2 separate regions of the Mus musculus genome follow, and region 2 is linked to region 1. The links are chromatin contacts, found by POLR2A ChIA-PET in ENCODE. All regions are on one chromosome and are shown on one strand. The core of a region is the stretch at or near the end of the contact, and the rest is flanking DNA. Distances in the headings are between cores, read along the strand shown. Region 1 holds the start of Fam168a (family with sequence similarity 168, member A). Region 2 holds the start of Relt (RELT tumor necrosis factor receptor).

Region 1 (5,326 bases), core at 993-3,492:
TACACTTTTTATTCACACCTGACAGAATTCTGATCACCTGAATTTCTCTAGAAGAAAATTCAATTTGTAGAAACAGCCCAATTATTTAAAAGCTTATCATGTCAAGAGAATCGAATGAAAAATTCCATCAGTACCAAACCATCTCACCAAAGAATGAATATTTATTACATTTCTATATTTCCTGTCTTCTCTCTGTTTACATAAAGTGATGGTGCCAAGACTCATCTCAGGATTATTAGCCTGCAATACAATGATGGGCCTAATTGCCTTGCAAACCAGGACACCAATAAATGGAGACTTCAAGCAATCAATTTTATTGGGGGGAGGTGGGGCTTGCTAACCTCTTTCTGCATACATGCACCTTGCCTGCCTAGAAAATAAATTCAGTCTTCCTATTTTTCAGTCTCATTAATCAGTTCTCAAGCAAGAATGCACCCTTAACAACCTCAAGTTCATCAAAGTCTATTTAAATTCCAAATTCCGGGACTAGTTTCAGTTTACCAGGGGGAGGGGGAAAGGAGAAAGCAGAGACAGTTTCACCTTCTCCCACCTTTGCTTTGAGAGCCCCCAACTTTCCCTTTTTGACATAGGAACTGCAAGACTCCCCACTCTCCCTTAATTCTACCTTAAATGGCTCTCTCATAACTTTACCCTTGGGGCTGCTATTTCCAGACAATTCCAACGTAAAACAAAAAGGTCAAATTGATAGCATGAGATATCCTCTAGGAGAATCTTTAATGTACCTTCTCTGTCCCCTGTGAAGACCCTTCTAATGGTCTTGTTATTACTGTCTCTCACCCAAGCAGCTGATGTAAATGTTCTAACCCCTAAACCTCTGGTGTGTCTTGGAGGACATCTTAATCCTTCCTTTCCTAAATAAACTGACCCACTCCATCCCCGCTGCCACCTCACCACAGGTAACCAGCTTATCACAGACATTTCTTCTGCAAAACTGGCAGAGAGACATTTTCTTTATGATACCATCCACTAACCTTGCTCGACACCTGCCAGAATTATTTTAGTTGAGTCCAGCTGAGTAGTCTGACATATCCTCTACCTCCAACTTCCGCTCAGGGGAGCCACCTTGTTCCTTCCAGAGACTCTAAACTCATCCTAAATCCTTTTCCACTGAGCCCTCATCCCCAATTTCAATCCCTGTCTTCCTATTTGGGGCCCAACTTACAATTCACTCCCTCCTGTCAGCTTACCTCATCCATCCATCTCCTGTAGTTGGAGGTCTCATCACTACCAGTCCAAATTCAAACCTCCAGCAGCAGCCTACCTCAAGAAAACCCCAAACAATTCCTACCTCTTCTGTTCTCTCCAAGCCCTATTTCCGTAAGTATTCACAAATTCCATCATCCCCAGAAGACAACAGCCCATTTCAAGCTGGGGTCTCAACCCATGCCAAAGCCCTCACCCCCAGCTCCTACCATCTCCATCTTCCTTCCCCAGGTCCACCCCAAGTCCCACCTTCCAAAATTAGCACTCCCTAGAGTCCCATCCAACGTTTATATCCCACTGGCATTGAAATCATCTCCTTAGCCCCCACCCCGCTCTGATCACAAGCTGTCAACTGCTTCAGGCCAACCCCAAATCATCACCTTCATTCAGTCCCATCCCCCATTAAAAGACATCCCACTCCAATCTCACCTTCCACCTCGCCCCAAGACAATCCCAAATTCCACCTCAATACCCTACACACCCCATGCTCCTATCCCTGGTCTGGTTATCCCTCCATGTAAAGTCCTACCCCCTCACCCCCCTCCGCTACCCTCCCTGACCTGCTGCTGTCCCACCCTCACCCCACTCCCAGCCCGCGTACGGACAAGTCTCCCCCACCAGCCCGCCGTTCCATCGCCACCTCGGTCCCCTCCCCCAAGCCGGCGCGGGGGCCCTACAGCCCCCACCCTCGTTCTCCCCGGCGCCACCAGCCCTGGCTCCACGGGAGCGGGCCGGGGGGCGGAGGGGGGGTCTCCTCACCGGCGAGCTGCTGCAGACGAAAACCGCGGCGGCCGCAACTGAAGCGGCGATGCCCTTGTCTTCTCTGGAGGCTACAGCGGCGACGCTCTCGTTCCCTCGTCCGTGTCCAGTAGGGTGGTGGATGGCGCGCAGGGACGGGAGCCTCCTCCTCCTTCTCCTCAGCTACTCAGATCTGAATCCTCTGCAGTAGCCGCGGAGAAACCCGACAGTGGGGGAAGGGGACGCTCGGCTGCAGGCAAGAGAGGAGGAGGCGGAGGGAGGGGGCGGGGGACCGCTGAGAAGGGCGGGGGAGGAGGAGTCGGCGCGCTGTCCCGACACGTCCCACAGCCTCCGAGCTCTTGAACTACAACTCCCGGCATGCTCTGCCACGGCCCTGCGCGGCCTGGTTCTCCCAACCCTGCTCCGGTCCTGGACCGCACCCTCTTGGGTCACAGACAATGGACTCCCACGGGCTTTTGTAAACTCAAAGGCCTCTTGGGAGGGAAGTTGGATATTTCCGCAGCCTCATCTCCATGAAGCAAAACAACCTACACATGCACTCTTTTCCGCCCAAGGGACTACACCTCCCAGCATGCCGCACACAGTTTCCCATTCTCTCCTTCCGGACCCCTCTCAGACCCGGTACTACAGTTCCCAGGAGTGTGGTCCTTGCGAAATGCTGGGACATGCAGTTCTCAGTCCTTCCTCCATGTTAAGAAAAAAAGAAGTGAAAGAGAGAAAAAGGGGAAGGACTATTCCAACCCACTGAGCTTGGGCCTAGATTGGCTACATCACCTGTAATTCTGTACTCTCCTCGCCATCTCCGTTGTCACTGTCTCGCCAGAACTAATGCTGCATCAGCTTCCCTGGCATCCCTGAAAATCAGAGGACAAGTCTGCAACTTAAATCCTCATGTAAAAAGCACATTTGTTTACATTTACATTACTTATAAGTATTTAATCTAAAAAGATTATCAAAAATTTTTGGAAAACAATGCCCACGGTTATTATAGGAGGTTGTTGAATATGAGTTGAGAAGGATGTAGATATTCATCAATAGAGGGCTGATTTAATAAATAGTGATGTATGTATTCAACGTAATGCTAAGCAGCCATTTAAAATGATGGTAAATATCTTTAGACATGAAAGGCTTTTCACAATTTCTTGTCAGAGGGGCAAATTGATAGCAAAAACAGCAAGATTAGACAGGTTCGATTTATTTGAAGTTCGAGGATATAAAAGCGTAAAGATTTCAGTGAAGAGATTCTCCAAAATGTTATCAGTGATTATCTTAAAGAAAGAATTGTTAGGTTTCAGGTTCCTCTTATCTTTTATACTGTCTGAATTGTTTAAGGAAGCACACACCGTTTTTTAAACATAAAAGGTTATTTCATATGCATACACACACACACACACACACACACACACACACACATGCTTGCACGCACACACACAGATACAGCTATAGATATTCCAAATACAACAACCTCTTGATTTCCCACCTACAAACTTTCCTTGGGTCTTGTTTACCTAAACAGTGTTTCAGGACTGTGTGTCTACCTTTCTGTAAATCCCACTATTAAAATAATGGTAGTTGTGTACTGTATTAGTTACTTCTCTGGTTGCTGAGACAAAATACTTGATAAGAGCAATTTAAGGAAGGAAGGAAGGAAGGAAGGAAGGAAGGAAGGAAGGGTTTACTGTAATTTACAGTTTTATCTTAGGGAAGATAAGTGTCAGGTCCAAAAGAAATTCAGGACAAATAGTGACCTGTGGTGCCTGGCTATTAGCATACCAAAGAGCATTCTGACCTCCATGCACCGCTTAGTGATCCCTCAGTTTCATAAGAACCTGTTACAGACTCCTTGGCTCTAACATGACCCTAAATTTCTTCAGTTCATGGGCTTCCCCCCCCCCCCCCGGCTTCTCATTATCCTATAACCCTAATATTTGGGCTCTCTTGGCCTCCTCTCTCTTGCCCCTCTTTCTTGGTAAGCTCTTTCTCTTTCTTTCCCTGCCCCACCTCATAGCCAAGTCCATTCTGTTGGCCATGTTCATTCTACCACTCTTCTTTCTGCTCTGGATTCTTCCAGATGCCTCGAGCTGAACTCTCCCTCAGACCTACAGTAAAATCTCCCACTGAGCCATAGCACAGAACTATTACGTCATCAGTGTAAGCAGTAAGGCCCCAGGAGCAGGTCACGTGAGAGGGAGATGCTTGTTCTCTCTTTCATTCCATCTAAGAACCCCATCCCGTGCACTGCCCATATTTAGGGTAAGCCTTCCCACCTCAGTCAGCCTAATCTAGATAATCCCTCCGACATGCGTAGAGATCTGTTTTTCCACAGTAATTCTAAATCCCATCAAACTGACAAGATTAGCCATCACAACTACAATTTATGGAAGAACATAAAGTTAGCAAGGAGCTCTCAATCTCTCTTCCCAAATTATCTCTTTTCGGGGACCTTCTCTCTCTGCTCCAGACAAAGTTTCCTATAGCCCAAGTTTAACTGGAACTGGCTCGATAGCCAACGCTGGACCTGAAAGCCTTGAAAGCCTGACCCGCCTTTCTTGGCTCTCCAGGCATGCGCCATGTTCCCAGCTGCCTCTTCCTACTCATTCTCAAGGCCAAAGCCAAAGGTATACCTTCCATAGAGCTCATTTTAGACGAAGTGATTTTCCTTATATCTTAATTCTTTTTTTTTTTTTTTTTTTTTTTTTTTGGTTTTTCGAGACAGGGTTTCTCTGTATAGCCCTGGCTGTCCTGGAACTCACTCTGTAGACCAGGCTGGCCTCGAACTCAGAAATCCGCCTGCCTCTGCCTCCCGAGTGCTGGGATTAAAGGCGTGCGCCACCATGCCGGGCATATCTTAATTCTTATCTTGGTGGTTTCTAATCTGAAGGTCAGAGGTCCTTGTGTTCCCGGTACGTGAAGATAAGGGATCAGGATTATGATAAAGGGTCTGAAACACTCTACCTCACAAATCATTGTTTGTGGAATAAATAGGATGTATTTGCACCTAAAAAAAAAAAAAAAAAAAAATTTTTTAGCCAGGTGGTTGGTGGTGCACGCCTTTAATCCTAGCACTTGGTAGGCAGAAGCAGGCAAGTCTCTGGTTTCAAGGCCAGCCTGGTCTACAGAGTGAGTTCCAGAACCCTGTCTCCCCGCCCCCCCAAGTCAACACACCCACCCACCCTGCCAGGCAGGTCTGGAGAGATGGCTTAACAGTGAAAGGTACTAGCTAGGCAAGCCTGACACCCAAGTTTAATTTCCAGAACCTACCACGTAAAAAGCCCATGTGGAGGTGAGCACAGCCCTCACACATCAAGATGAGAGGCAGAGATGGGAAATCACCCAGAAGCTC
Region 2 (5,326 bases), core at 1,021-3,520, 160 kb before region 1:
CTCTGGCCTCCTTGGGCACTTGGCTTTCAAGTGGTGCCCAGACATATATGCACACAAAATGCTATACACATAAAATATAATAGAAAATTAAAACAAAATAAAACTGAGGAAAACGGTCACAGTGAAGCTTACCTTTCACCACAGCAGGCAGGAGGCAGAGGCAGGCGGGTCTCTGTGAGTCTGAGGCCAACTCAGTCTACATACATGGCGATGGCTCAATAAGGGGACTGTGTCTCAAAAAGAGAAAAACAAAAACTCGGAAGCAGAGAACATTCAGGCAAGTCTGAGCACGTCACTGCTCCCCAGTGGGTTTCCACCATGGACTGTGATGTGGGGCTCTGGGCCCATCCCCAGATTTGGGGGAGCACAGTTGACATTGAATGTATTGGTTTGTTTTTGTTTTTTGTTTTTCCAGGACAGGATGTCACTTTGTATCCTTGGCTGGCTTGCAGTTCACTATGTAGACCAGGCTGGCACAGAACTCAGGGAGATCTGGTTGTCTCTGCCTCCAGTGCTCTGGGGTTAGAAGCACAAGTCACTAGGCCTGCTGCGCTCATGATTTTGACACCAGTAACGTGGAACTTTTTCTGCCCTGTCCCCAAAACCTGGGCTCAGCCAGGTTAATGGAAACTCTCCCCTCCCTCTCGTCTCTCAGGTGTCCAGTTCTCCTCCTGGAATTTCCCAGGCTCTGGGGACCTGACCTTTCCTTTCCTTTCCTTTCCTTTCCTTTCCTTTCCTTTCCTTTCCTTTCCTTTCCTTTCCTTTCCTTTCCTTTCTGTGGCTCAAATTCTATGACTTAATTTGTTTACCAGCCCACCCATTCCCAACAGACATATTTACTTCCTCAACCTCTTCCGTGAGCTGTGATTATCCTGATTCCAGCCAGGCCTCTGTCTCCCGCACTGGGCTCCTCTGTGCTGTCCGAGTTTCATCTCATCCTGCTCTCCTGGCCACCTTAGATTCTTTGAATGATGCTGGGGGAGTGGGAAGGTAACGGAAGAGAAGGCTGTGGGAGCTGAGATGTGCTACTGCTAGTGCCACCGCACCACTACTGCTACTACCACCGCACCATACCACACACGGGCCCAGTTTATAACCATTGCAAGAGTGCAATGGTTACTTACTGCCTGGCTTCTACAACGATGTCTCATAGTGTTGGTCACTCTTTTTGTGTTTGCTTGCTTGTGAAACAATGTCTCCATATGTAGCCCAGGCTGGCTTGGAACTCAGGAGCTTCCTGCCTCTGCCTCCCAAATCCTGGCCTCCCAGTCCGTTACTTCTCCTGTCCTCCACTGGACACTGCGATGGCTGGCATTGGTGATAGAAGAGTGGGACCGCTGGTGTTAGGGGAGAGGATTGTCATTGTCATACCTACTTGGGGGAGGAACCAGCTACCCTGAAGGAAGGGGTATTTAGGCCAGGTTCCAAAGGAATTCACCAGGTGAGCATTCCTTATAGTCTCTCTTATTAGCTAGGTGGGGGATTCTAGAAACCAGCTTGGGTCTCATCCAAGACACTGAGGGTGCTCTTACCCACAACCAATTCCAAAGACTATTCCCAGGCAGTGGCAGCTGTGGCCCTAGTTACACAGGCAATGGTGACAGGATCTGAGTAGCATTCATGTCTCAAGCACCTTTTCGCTGCATCACACAAGCCCAGATTTCTTGGTTCGGAGCACACACACACACACACACACACACACACACACGCCCGCACGCGCGCGCGCACACACACACACACACCACACACACACACACACACACACACACGCCCGCACGCGCGCGCACACACACACACACACACACCACACATACACACACACACACACACACACACACACACACACACACACACACACGGCCGCGCCTCCCTGATGCGCCCCAAGGGATGCATGCGCACACACACACACACACACACCACACATACACACACACACACACACACACACACACACACACACACACACACACACACACACACACACACACACACACACACACACACACACACACACACACACACACACACACACACACACGGCCGCGCCTCCCTGATGCGCCCCAAGGGATGCATCTGAAGAACATCCTAGTCGTAGCCCCTGCAGTTCCTAGGAGGCTCAAGAGGTGGCGATGCGGAGCAGCGTGGCCTGGCGGGAGAATCGTGAGCCCTTGGCCCGCAGAGGGGCTCGGGGTTAGGGGCCGCAAGTCGGAGCTCTGACGTCGGGGGCGGGGCCAGAAGCCGTGACGCGAGGGGAGGGGCCGCGCAGCTTCCCGGCCAGGCCGGCGATTCATTCAAAAGGCGCGCAGGCTGCGCGGCCGGCCCCGAGCGCTCGCCTAGCGGGGCCCCGGCGCCGCGTCGGACGCTGAGCGAAGCTGGTGCTGCGGGCCAGGTAAGGAGGGTGCGCACGGCCCTCAGCCCCGCTCCGCTGCTCCGAGGAAGTTCTCCTGAGCGGCGGATGCGTCAGCCCCGCTCTCCTGCCCAGTCCCGTCCCATCCTGGTGCTGTCTACGCGTCCCGGAGCCCCCGGGCTGCGCGTCCTCCCGGCACCGCGCGCGGCGCAGTCTGTCAGAAGGTGCGCGAGAGGAAGCAGCGGAACTTGGCGTGCAAGGGGTCGGGGGAGCCCGGGAAACTTGGACTGACACCAAAGGCCGGCTGCGGGACGGGACGGCGGCGCCTCGGTGCGGCTGCAGCGCGGGGCGGCCGGGAAGGGGGGGGGTGTTCTGAACGGTGTCAGCCAGTGACTGTGGGTGACACGGCGCATGAGGCGGCCTGGCCCGGGCGAACGTGTGGCTGGGACACTGGGCGGTGACGCCGAGCCTAGCGGGCGACACAGAGGGGCTCTGTGTGTGAGGCAGGCAGAGTGTGTGTGATTGTGTATGTGAGAGACCCCAGGTCACTGGGGTCACTGTGTGTGGCCGGCCTGTAGTGTGACCCGGGCTAGTTGTGAGTATAAGGTAGAACAGAGGAACCCTAAATAACTTAAGCAAGCCCTGAATCACGGGGTCATAGGGTGCATGTGGGACGGGGTGGGGGGGGAGGGAGGAGAGAGAGAGAGAGAGAGAGAGAGAGAGAGAGAGAGAGAGAGAGAGAGAGAGACTGTCTGCCTGCCTGCCTGCCTAGGATAGAGTAAGACAAGGAGGAACCTGACACCTTCCAGTGTTTGAGGGGCCAAGGAAGATCAGGAGTCTAGGGAATAAAGATCTCTCTCCAAGACACCCTTAGAGTTCAGTTTAGTGAGTTTGCACGCAGACATGACCTAGCAGAGGAAGCCAGAATTGGGTGGGCTAGCCCCTCTGGCACAGAGAAGACCTGAGGTGGTCTCAGTCTCCACTCCACTCCACGCTCACACACACACACACACACACACACACACACACACACACACACTGAAGTCCCCAACATCTAGCAAGGCACTGTGTATTCTGTTTTGTGATCAGATCTACCCCTGCTAAGCCTCAGTCTCCCAGTCTGCAGAGAGGTGTGAATAGCCTGTGAATCATCACTTTGGGATCCTCTATTGTTTTTGGGTCAGTCTTCTCCATTCTCCTCTCCCCTCCAGACAGAAAGACTGCAGTGGGGGTGGGGGCAGGCGTCTGCTTGTGACACAATGGAGTGGTCCAAGGTTCCCATGTGTTGGTGAACAGTTGGAAACAGTCTTGCTCACAGTTGGTCAAGAAGATGTCAGGCTCCCACTCAAAAGCCACTGGCCCTTTAGATACTGAAACCTCAATCCAAAGACACTTCTCTACCCAGGTCTCCTTTTTCAGCCCCCTGGTTGGAAAGAGAGGGAATATTTGTTCTCCGGCAATGAATGGTCTGTTCTGATCTGGTCTTGGAGTTCTTGCTTGGTCTCTGGAAAAGGCCATTCTGAGACTCCTGCTCCCACAAGAGGGGCAGTGCCTCAATTTATGTAGAATGGGTGGCATCTGGGCTCCCTAGCTCCAGAGGTGGCAGTAGCGATGGGGTACCACATCTGATAGAAGTAGTATGTGGAGGGTCTGTTTTTGGTGACCCTCTGGAAGGGGGGCTTGACATTGGGGTGGGGGACAGTGACAGGCTTTCCTTTAAACACTTCATAATGTGCTGTTTTGTTGAATCCTTACAGCGGTTCTAAGATGTGGTGACTCTTAGAGGAACTGAGGCCCAGAGAACCACAGTGGCTTGTCCAAGGTCACATAGACTCAGGACAGTGCCAGGACTGGGATTCAAGCCTGCCTGTGAGGTGCTTGGAGAGGATCACCACTTTCCTGGTAGTTGCTCTTGGCATATCTGAGCTCCCATCTATCAGACTTGGGCTGGCAGGCCTGGTAGGCCTGGCACAGGTGCCCCAATTGAGTTTGTAGTGAGATTCGCATGCCCACGTGGCTAACAAATTGCAAGTGGGCGTTTTTAGTCTTCTTGTTCCTTCTCCGCCTCTGAGCCAGAGATCACCAGGAAGACCTATCTCCTGCCTTTTAGAGCCTGCAGCTGGTCTTGGAAACATGTATCCTGGCTCTGAAGTATCTGGAGTAGCAGCACAGCCTGGGGTGCAAGGATGGTGACCTTCATCATACTTAAGATGTCCCCAACCCCCTATCTTTGACTCTCTCATTTGCTGTGGTGGAGAGCAAATGGAGTGACCTTGTGCTTACCCTACCCAGTCTGGGTCTCTGTCTCCCCATTCTTCCCAACAACTCTTTCTAATTCTGATCATTGCTGTGCTCAGCCTAGAGCTGAGGCTGGGGATCAGGGTGTCCCTCAGTTCTCCCTGGAATGACTGGAGCTGTGCTTTTGGGGCTGATGAAAATAGCTGTCTTGGTCTCCAGGGGCTGAGCCCAAGTTATTTCCATCCCCAGCCCAGAGGTAGAAATAGCTCAGGGCCAGGAGAAGGAGAGAGGGGAGAAGGGTTAACTAAGGGTTAATCTTCCCTTCTGGCCCAGCCTCTGTGGAGCCCCCCAGCTCTACTGTATGCCCCACCCAAGCCAAACCATTCTGGGAACTTGGGCCTCTGGGGATGAAAGTGGGGCCACGCTGGGTTTCTATTTGGTGTGGTAGTTGCTACAGGGAGGTGCCTGTGTCTGCCATTGGTAGGAAGCATAGAGGGGCCCACCTTACAGAGCCAGCAGGCTCAGCCCCTCCATATACTGGGAGAGACTAGTTCAAAGAATGACAGGGCACATAGCCCCTAGCATTGCGGGCATAGCTCTCCTGTCCACTTTCCATCTTGCCACTTGATCCCTGGACGCTTGGCAGCAAGGGCAGCAGGTTCTATCACAGCTTTGCAATCTTCTGCCCCAACTTTGGCTTTCTCTGTGTGTCCAGCTGCTTTTTTGTTTTGGTTTGGTTTG

The links. ChIA-PET counts read pairs that join two places held with the same protein, here RNA polymerase II (POLR2A).
Region 2: POLR2A ChIA-PET joins it to region 1 with 14 read pairs in Patski. The contact joins the promoter of Relt here to the promoter of Fam168a in region 1. POLR2A ChIA-PET finds 5 or more read pairs at or near these places in 5 of 5 experiments (Patski and embryonic stem cell).

The regions. Positions count from the first base shown.
Region 1 is chr7:100,703,551-100,708,876 of GRCm38, reverse strand. Fam168a (family with sequence similarity 168, member A) reads right to left here and starts at 2,242. Exons shown (of 9, transcript NM_001362169.1): 1 at 1,984-2,242.
Region 2 is chr7:100,860,357-100,865,682 of GRCm38, reverse strand. It overlaps Relt (RELT tumor necrosis factor receptor), which reads left to right and starts at 2,270. Exons shown (of 11, transcript NM_177073.6): 1 at 2,270-2,389.